Linked DNA regions of Mus musculus: all the other regions are linked to region 3. The links are chromatin loops, found by intact Hi-C in ENCODE. Cell type or tissue: heart. All regions are shown on one strand.

What was found. A loop is a pair of places that touch in the nucleus more often than their neighbours do. Peaks named below come from ENCODE experiments on the same cell type or tissue, not always from the same donor. Only the 100,000 strongest peaks of a DNase experiment are listed, where the experiment ranks them.
Region 1: it touches region 3 in a loop (5-fold over the local background); 1 of 42 quality-filtered maps calls a loop at or near these places.
Region 2: it touches region 3 in a loop (2.1-fold over the local background); 1 of 42 quality-filtered maps calls a loop at or near these places.

The regions. Positions count from the first base shown.
Region 1 is chr10:128,302,061-128,304,560 of GRCm38, forward strand. Pan2 (PAN2 poly(A) specific ribonuclease subunit) reads left to right here and starts at 1,275. Exons shown (of 26, transcript NM_133992.3): 1 at 1,275-1,411; 2 at 2,035-2,433. The coding sequence starts at 2,152. In heart, no CTCF peak of the experiment used is centred here; DNase peaks (open chromatin) are centred at 1,231 and 1,531; H3K4me3 peaks cover 2,303 bases; H3K27ac peaks cover 2,237 bases.
Region 2 is chr10:128,743,881-128,746,380 of GRCm38, forward strand. Dgka (diacylglycerol kinase, alpha) reads right to left here and starts at 196. Exons shown (of 24, transcript NM_016811.3): 1 at 1-196. It overlaps Gm31504 (predicted gene, 31504), which reads left to right and starts at 1,067. Exons shown (of 2, transcript NR_168573.1): 1 at 1,067-1,315; 2 at 1,461-2,002. In heart, a CTCF peak has its summit at 1,318; DNase peaks (open chromatin) are centred at 31 and 991; H3K4me3 peaks cover 1,434 bases; H3K27ac peaks cover 1,214 bases.
Region 3 is chr10:128,625,576-128,628,075 of GRCm38, forward strand. It overlaps Rps26 (ribosomal protein S26), which reads right to left and starts at 931. Exons shown (of 4, transcript NM_013765.2): 1 at 901-931; 2 at 488-665. The coding sequence starts at 903. In heart, a CTCF peak has its summit at 1,344; DNase peaks (open chromatin) are centred at 896 and 1,266; H3K4me3 peaks cover 1,668 bases; H3K27ac peaks cover 1,690 bases.

The DNA.
Region 1 (2,500 bases), 320 kb before region 3:
AGAAATCCATTCTGCCTCCTGAGTGGTGGGATTGCCATCCCACTTAGCCTGGTTTTTGTTTGTTTGAAACAGGGTCTCATGTAACCTGACTAGCCTGGGACTTGCTATATAGAAGAAGCTAACCTTGAACACTAATCCTCCTGCCTCAGGATTACTGCCATTACAAATATACCTCCACTATGCCTGGCCCAATAAATGCTTTAAAAGTTTTATTATTGGTGTTTATTATTGGTGAGAACTTTCTTCCACAGGCACCTGTTGAAAGGGATATTCACCATGTAGCCATAGCAAGCCTGGTCCTTACTATCTATGTAGCCTAGGCTGGCCTCGAATTTGTAAGGGATTCCTGCCTCTGCTTTAATAATGCAGGTATTGTAGGTATGGACCACTAGTGGCACAGGGCCTTTAAAAACAGAGATGACAGAGCTGAGTTTGGGCAACCTAAGACATCTCACAGCCTGGACCAATTCCAAAGCAGTTTAGTACACAGCCAGTACCCCCAAATATTTTAGACACGGTGACACACTCTCACAGGAGAGGGAGAGGCAGTAGGATCTCTTAGTTGGAGATTAATCAAGAACCCCTCAGAATAGCTACAGCTCAGTTGACTCAGTTTACTGTTTATCTCTCTCTTGGGGTCAATGTCCAGCTCCACGGTCTAGGGGAATTTTGACAGTCTAGGAGACTTGTTTCTTGGGAAAATTAGGGGACCTCTGGGGACGACACAAACATTGATGGGAATTTCAGATGGATGCCTCTAGAAATAGAGAAAAGGTGGCCACTTGGGCCACACTAGAAGTCAGGCTCCCGCTTCCTTTTTCTTCCCCACATCTAGAAGTCATAGGAAATGCCAGTGAGTTTCGGGGGTACAGGGTCAGAGGTATTGGAATGGCTCACAGGCACAGCAAGATGAAGGTCTATACGCCGGGAATGATGAAGGCCACGCTGGGAATACCCACCGGGCGAGTCCCAGTGCTTAGCCTCTGGCGCCCCTTTAGTCTAGTTCTTATTCAGGGAGCGTAAAAGCTTGGCTTCAAAGTCTAAAGTTAATTTTGCTTAACAAAGCCTGAGAGCGAAGGGATTACTTTTCGTAACACCAAATAGATCCGCGCCTGATTCAGTTTGTCCCCGGTGGCATTCCGTAACCTTGTTTTGGCGGAGGCTACGTCACTCTCCTTCTCAGGCGCTGCCTGTACCTGGCTTTTTCTGATTGGCTGGGATGAGCCCGTGGCCCCCGCTGATTGGAAGCGATGGCTGCCAATCCACCGTCCGTCTTGCTTGGGTTAGGTTGAGCTAGAGGCGGGGGAGTAGTAGGGAAACTGGAATTTCCCGCGGAGCTGACGGCGCTTTCTCTACCCCCTACTCGTTTGAATTCCACGCGCTCCAAAATATCCGCCATGGAGAAATCTTGGTAATGACCCATTCCCCGTAAGCATCCCAGGAACACGTCTTGACCTTTGCCCTAATCCTTCCCCTCCCGTCCCCTGCGCTGGGGGAGAATTCTGGGTAACCAGTTTCTCTGGTTCGCTCAAAGAATTCTGGGTAGCTATCCGTTTCCATTACTTCCCCCTTACCCCCGCCCCGTTTGTGGGTAACTGGCCGTTCTTGTTACCCACCCCCTGGAGAATGCTGGGTAACCACTGTAAAGGATTCTGGGAAACTGGCTTGTCTTGCCCCCTTCACCGCCCAGCCCCTTTGTCTCATGTCCAATTCTAAGAAACAAGCATTTCAGAGCTCTCCCCCGAACTCCAGCCCCTATCAAACCCGCTCCCTTCACCTTGTGGTTCAGGAGAAAGGGAAGTCAAGAGTTAGATCATTTGGTGGGCTGGCAGGGAACTTAGGAAGTTTAGAGGTGCAGAGTAAGGGACACTGTCATGCCACTCACAGTACAGCGTTGCCCTTGTCCTCTTCATGCATGCTTCCGTCTTTGCCTGGCAGTCTCATCCCCTCTGCCTACCTGATTGTCCTGTCCACATAGAAGATACTTCCAGTACCTAGGCCTATCCCTGACTGCGCTGCCTCTTTCCCTTGCAGGCCAGAATGTCCATTCTAGGTTCACTGGTGCTGTCCTCCTGAAGGCTGGGTCACTTGTCTGTAGGAAGCGTGGCAAGGGAGGGTGTGACTCCGGTCTGACCAGCGGCCACTATCGTCATGAACTTTGAGGGTCTGGATCCTGGACTGGCCGAATTTTCCCCAGCTATGCATTCTACCCTGGACCCAGTCCTGGATGCCCACCTGAATCCAAGTTTGCTACAGAATGTGGAGCTAGACCCAGAGGGAGTGGCCTTGGAGGCTCTTCCTGTCCAGGAGTCAGTGCACATAATGGAAGGTGTCTACTCTGAGTTGCACAGCGTGGTGGCTGAAGTGGGAGTGCCTGTGTCTGTCTCCCACTTTGATTTACATGAGGAGATGCTGTGGGTGGGGAGCCATGGGGTAAGAACTATACCCCTTTCTGAAGGCTGAAAGGGTGTATTAGAAATCTTTATCTGGTCTTTGCCCA
Region 2 (2,500 bases), 120 kb after region 3:
TTCCTTCTCTGGACGCCGCAGCCCTCACCCAGTCGGTGGGGCGGCCCCTTCCGCTGCCCTTTTGGCCGGGTGCGAGAGTGTGCGAGTGGCACGGGGCTCGCGGGGGCTCTACCTTGACCCAAGAGAGCGCACGGTCAGAGCAGGGGCGCCGGAGCCCGAGCTGGACAGGAGGGGACGGGTTAGGAAGACGCGGCCGCTGCGGGGCCGCCCAGCTCCTGACGACACACTGCCCGCCCCCGACCCAGCCTGCCCTCCTGCCGCGCCCAAGCCCACCGCTGTTGCCAGCTTTCCAACACAATCTGCTCCGGGCCTTCAGAGTATCTCCAGGGCTCTGGTTTGTGCCACTTTCTCCACTCCTACGCTTCTGTCTTCCCATGCCTGGGGCAGCTCTACTTCTATCTTTCTTTTCTAATTAGTCAAAGCCTCTCCCATCATCCCTTCCCAGGAAAGCCAAGGTAGGGGTCAGGGTGCTGATTGGAACCACCCAGCGACTGGTCAGCAATTGGCCGGCCCTCCAATCTCCAAATCATCACTTTGGACGCGCCTGCCCAAGTCAATGATTCCACATTCAGGAGAACCCAGAGAGGCAAGGCCAGAGTTCCACAATTCACACACAACCCTAGACCTAGGTGCATTTCCTTCTCCACATGGCTTCACATTGCTTGACCCTGCCTGAGATAATTGCCCACCTCTCCTCCGAGTTCCTCAGCTCCGCCTCGGACTTGTCTATGCACAGCCTTTTCTCTCAAAATCCATATCCTTTCCTTAAGACTAGGGTGGAGATTTAGGTGCATAAAACAACGTTTGACTGTGTTCACCTTTTCTTCATACCCAACCCTAGCACTTTACCCTCTGGCCTTGGCAGATGGCACAGAAGTCGTTGGGCAAAGGTAGAGTCTGAAGGCAGAGCCTTTCAGTTCCTCCTACCTGTTATTGGAGCTGTCAGGACTCTTGAAGCAGCATGGTTGGTGTGAGGCTGAACGGAAAGGAGACCAATGAGTGGGGATTTACTGGTAGGGACTGGGGACCCAGGCATCCTGCATCCCCCGCCCCGCCCCAAACCCACGACTAACTCCCTCCTACCCTTCTCTGAAGTAGGAGCAGCACAACAAAGCCTTGTGTTCTTGGAATTGTATCCTCTTACAGCTGGGAATAGAAAGGAGTGGGAGAGCAGACTGCTTGTTGGAAATGTGTGTATATATTCGGGTCCAGTGAGGGTCAGAGAGAGAGAGAGAAGAAAAAAAAAGAAGAGAAAGGAAAAGAAAAGAAAAAAAAAAAACCGAAAGAAACAAAAGGCCCTCTAGTGGAAACAGAAGTAAGTAGTCTTCAAGTATTTGGAGACAAAGCTGTTGAAGCAACTCTCTAGAGTAGTGGGGTTTGCTGCTGCTGTTGTTATTTAAACTTTAGATTCAGATCGGGAGTCGGAGAGTGACCTGTCTCTGTTCTGCTGTCCTTTTCAGGTTTGTTCTGGTTTGCTTGCATCCTGACCCTTCACTGCTTTGTTTTTGTTTTCATTTTTCCTCTTCCTCCTCCATCACTGTCACCACCATGCTGCAGATGAGCTTCAGTGCCTGGAACGTGCTTCTCCGGTGCTGCACCACGGATCTATACCGCTACCCCACACCCTTCTTCTTAACAGTATATGCGTCACCGTTAGCAAAGTCTATCTCCCCTTCCTACATCGCCTCCTTACTCACAGTCCAACAAACGATTTTTTTCCTGAGACAAGATTTTAGTATGTACATAGCCTAGGCTGGCAGTGAAATTGCCATCCTGGTTCAACCTCTCAAGAGCTGGGTTTACCGGGTTTATTGGTGTGTGCCACTCCTGCTATCAACAGACACTTTTGAAGGTCTCTTTATACCTGATCTTGTTCTTAGTTCTTTCTGTAGGATAAGCAAAAACACAAACTGAAGCAAGTGCCTAGATGTCTGTAAAGCTTCCTAGCTCTTGATCACCGTAAACAAAGATTCTGTTTAAATAACACTTGTGTCCCAAACTACTCTTCGAATCAGTTCTTGCATAAAGTCAAAGACTCTCCTACATTAAACAAGCCATAGGTTGGAATATGATTTTTCCAATAAGGAATATGAAGAGAAACTCAGACTTTTATTTTATTTCGGTTTTTCAAGACAGGATTTCGATGTGTCGCCCTGGCTGTCCTGGAACTTACTCTGTAGACCAGGTGGGCCTCGAACTCGAACTCAGAAATCCGCCTGCCTCTGCCTCCCAAGTGCTGGGATTAAAGGGTGTGCCACTGCCTGGCAGGAGCTCAGAGTTACTGTAACATCTTTGTACCTTATTTTGGATCTGTGTTTCGCCATATTCTCAGGTCAGTTGTTGGTGGGGGTGGTGGAAGAAAAGCAAAGAACCATCTACGGAAGAGGTGTTTGATGTCTATAGTTCCAGGTGCTCATCTCTTTAATCAACCACATCATACAAGTCAGAAAGAAAGAAACCACAGTGAACAAAGGGAAAGGAAAAAACAAGCCTGTTTTCC
Region 3 (2,500 bases):
TTAGGGAGTCTCACTCTGCTGGCAGGCCTCATGGTTACTACTGTTAGGTCAAGAAAAAAACAAAACAATGAACAAACAGACAAAAGCCAGCCAGGTGCTGTGGTGCACGCCTTTAATCCCAGCACTAGGGAAGATCTCTTGAGTAGGTCTACACAGTGAGTTCTGAGACGCCAAAAACCAAGTCACAAACTGCCCAAACCAGTCTTTGCCCGTTTTAAAAGCTGTTCAATTTTTTTCAATAACTAAAGAATTATGCTTTTTCAGATTCTCCTAAATAGGCAGTCTCTCACAGGGATGGGATGCAGGGGTTTGGCTACCATGCATGAGCCTCAATCTCCACCCCAAGAGAAAAACCAAGTTAAAACCCCATCATTAGGCCTGCTTACTGTGCCACAAAAGGCACCTTCTCCCCAAGCTGAAGACAACGAGCCATACACACCCTCCTCACTCTTCGTCCCTGTACAAATCACGGCTGTGGCTCACTTACCGTCGAAGACGCTTGCTTCAGATATGTCCCTGACAGCAGCGGCTTCTACAATGTTCCGAATGACAAACTTCTTGATGGCCTTATCCTTGGGCACGCACCGGGCGCAGTTCGTGCAGCGAATGGGCTGCACATGGCCGCGGCCCTTTTTGGCGCGACCGTTGTTTCTTCTTTTTTTGGTCTGAGAATGGAAAGAGACGCTATTGGAAAGGGGGCGAGAATTCAGCCCTTCCTGGCCGGCCGCCGCCCGCAGCCCCGACAGAGACCCGTACAAGTCCCGAGCACGCCAAGTCCGGGCTGGACGGACCCTTTGTCACTTTCTCCTCCAAGACTCTGACTTTCAGGTCCCTACCGTCCATAGATCTACTTCTACCCCAGTACCCAGGCCCGCGCGCTCACCACGCGGCGACACTCACCATCTTGGAGCCAAGACTCGAAAGAGGATCCGGCGGCTTGCCCGACCCGCTTATATAGTACGAGATTCCTACGCTCACGCTGAAAAAAAAAACCCTCAGCGACCTGTAATTCTATTTACTCCCTAGCAGCTATTATGCTCGAATTTACCTAATTACTTAGAGTTTCCTGTGAAATGTAGGGTTGTGATAAGTCCCTAGAAATGGTCTATGACGAAAAATATCAGTGGAACTATTTAACCTTCCGGCGGAAGATTAAAATGTTACATTCCCAAACCAGGAAGTGATTACAAGGCTCTATAACATCCGGTTTACGATAGTTCCAGAGCGGAAGTTATCCAGAATTCGGACGCACACTCCCTAGTGTGGGAGGACAAAAGAGATGCATTGTGGGAGTTGTAGTACGACTTGGAGAGGTTCTCTCTTGCCCGTAGTAGACGGACTAAAGGCGGCGCTAAACCACCTTAAGACGCCATGATTTATTTCTTTGAAATATGTGTTCTAAGTGTAGGAATTAGAAATAGAAGACCTGGGAGAAATAAACCATTTGTAAATGCGTCTTTCCAAATAGAGGCTTCGAGTGTTGGGATTAGGCCACCACGCTGGGCTTGGACCACCATTTTATTTCCAGATCCTATTAACACAGATGAAGCACTGTAGTTAGTACATTGTATGTACCAACACAATTTAACTGATCAAGTCTATCAGATAGTTATTTATTTTGAAACATAGTCAAGTAGTCCAGGCTGACCTGGAACTTATTTGGTTAGCCAAGTGTGACCTTGAATTTCTTTTTCTTTTTTTTTTGATTTTCATTTCCCTAATTGCTAGAGATGAACTTTCTTCTTTTAAGATATTTCTCAGCCAGGCGTGGTGGCGCACACCTTTAATCCCAGCACTTGGGAGGCAGAGGCAGGCGGATGTCTGAGTTCAAGGCCAGCTGGTCTACAAAGTGAGTTCCAGGACAGTCAGGGCTATACAGAGAAACCCTGTCTCGAAAAACCAAAAAAAAAAAAAAAAAAAAAATTTAAAAAAAAAAATAATAAAATAAATAAATAAAAAATAAAAATACCTTTGCGATTTTTCCTTATTCTGGTCAGAATGGCAAAGATCAATGGAACAACTGACAAGAAATGACTGAGAGGATGGGGAGGACTCACTCACTGTTGGTGGGATAGCAATCTGGTATAGTCACTATGGAAATCAGTGTGGAGAACTTTCAAGAGATAAATCTATCACATGACCCAGCCATATCTCTCCTTGGCATATGCCAGAGGGACTCAACATGTTACTCTGCAGATACCTGCTTAGACACGCTCATTGCTGCTCCAAACACAATAGGCAGGAGATGGAACAACCTAAATGTCCTACATCTGACAAACACGTAGTGAAAATGTAGTTCATATACACTGTGGAATGCTGTCCAGCTGTAAACACACACACACACACACACACACACACACACACACACATAAATCATGAACCTTGCAGGTAAATGGATGGAGCTAGAAAAGATCACCCTGAACGAGGTAACCCAGACCTGGAAAGTCACTGTCATTGGAGGCTCTTAGCTGCAAACCTTCAGGTGTGAGTTCACATATCA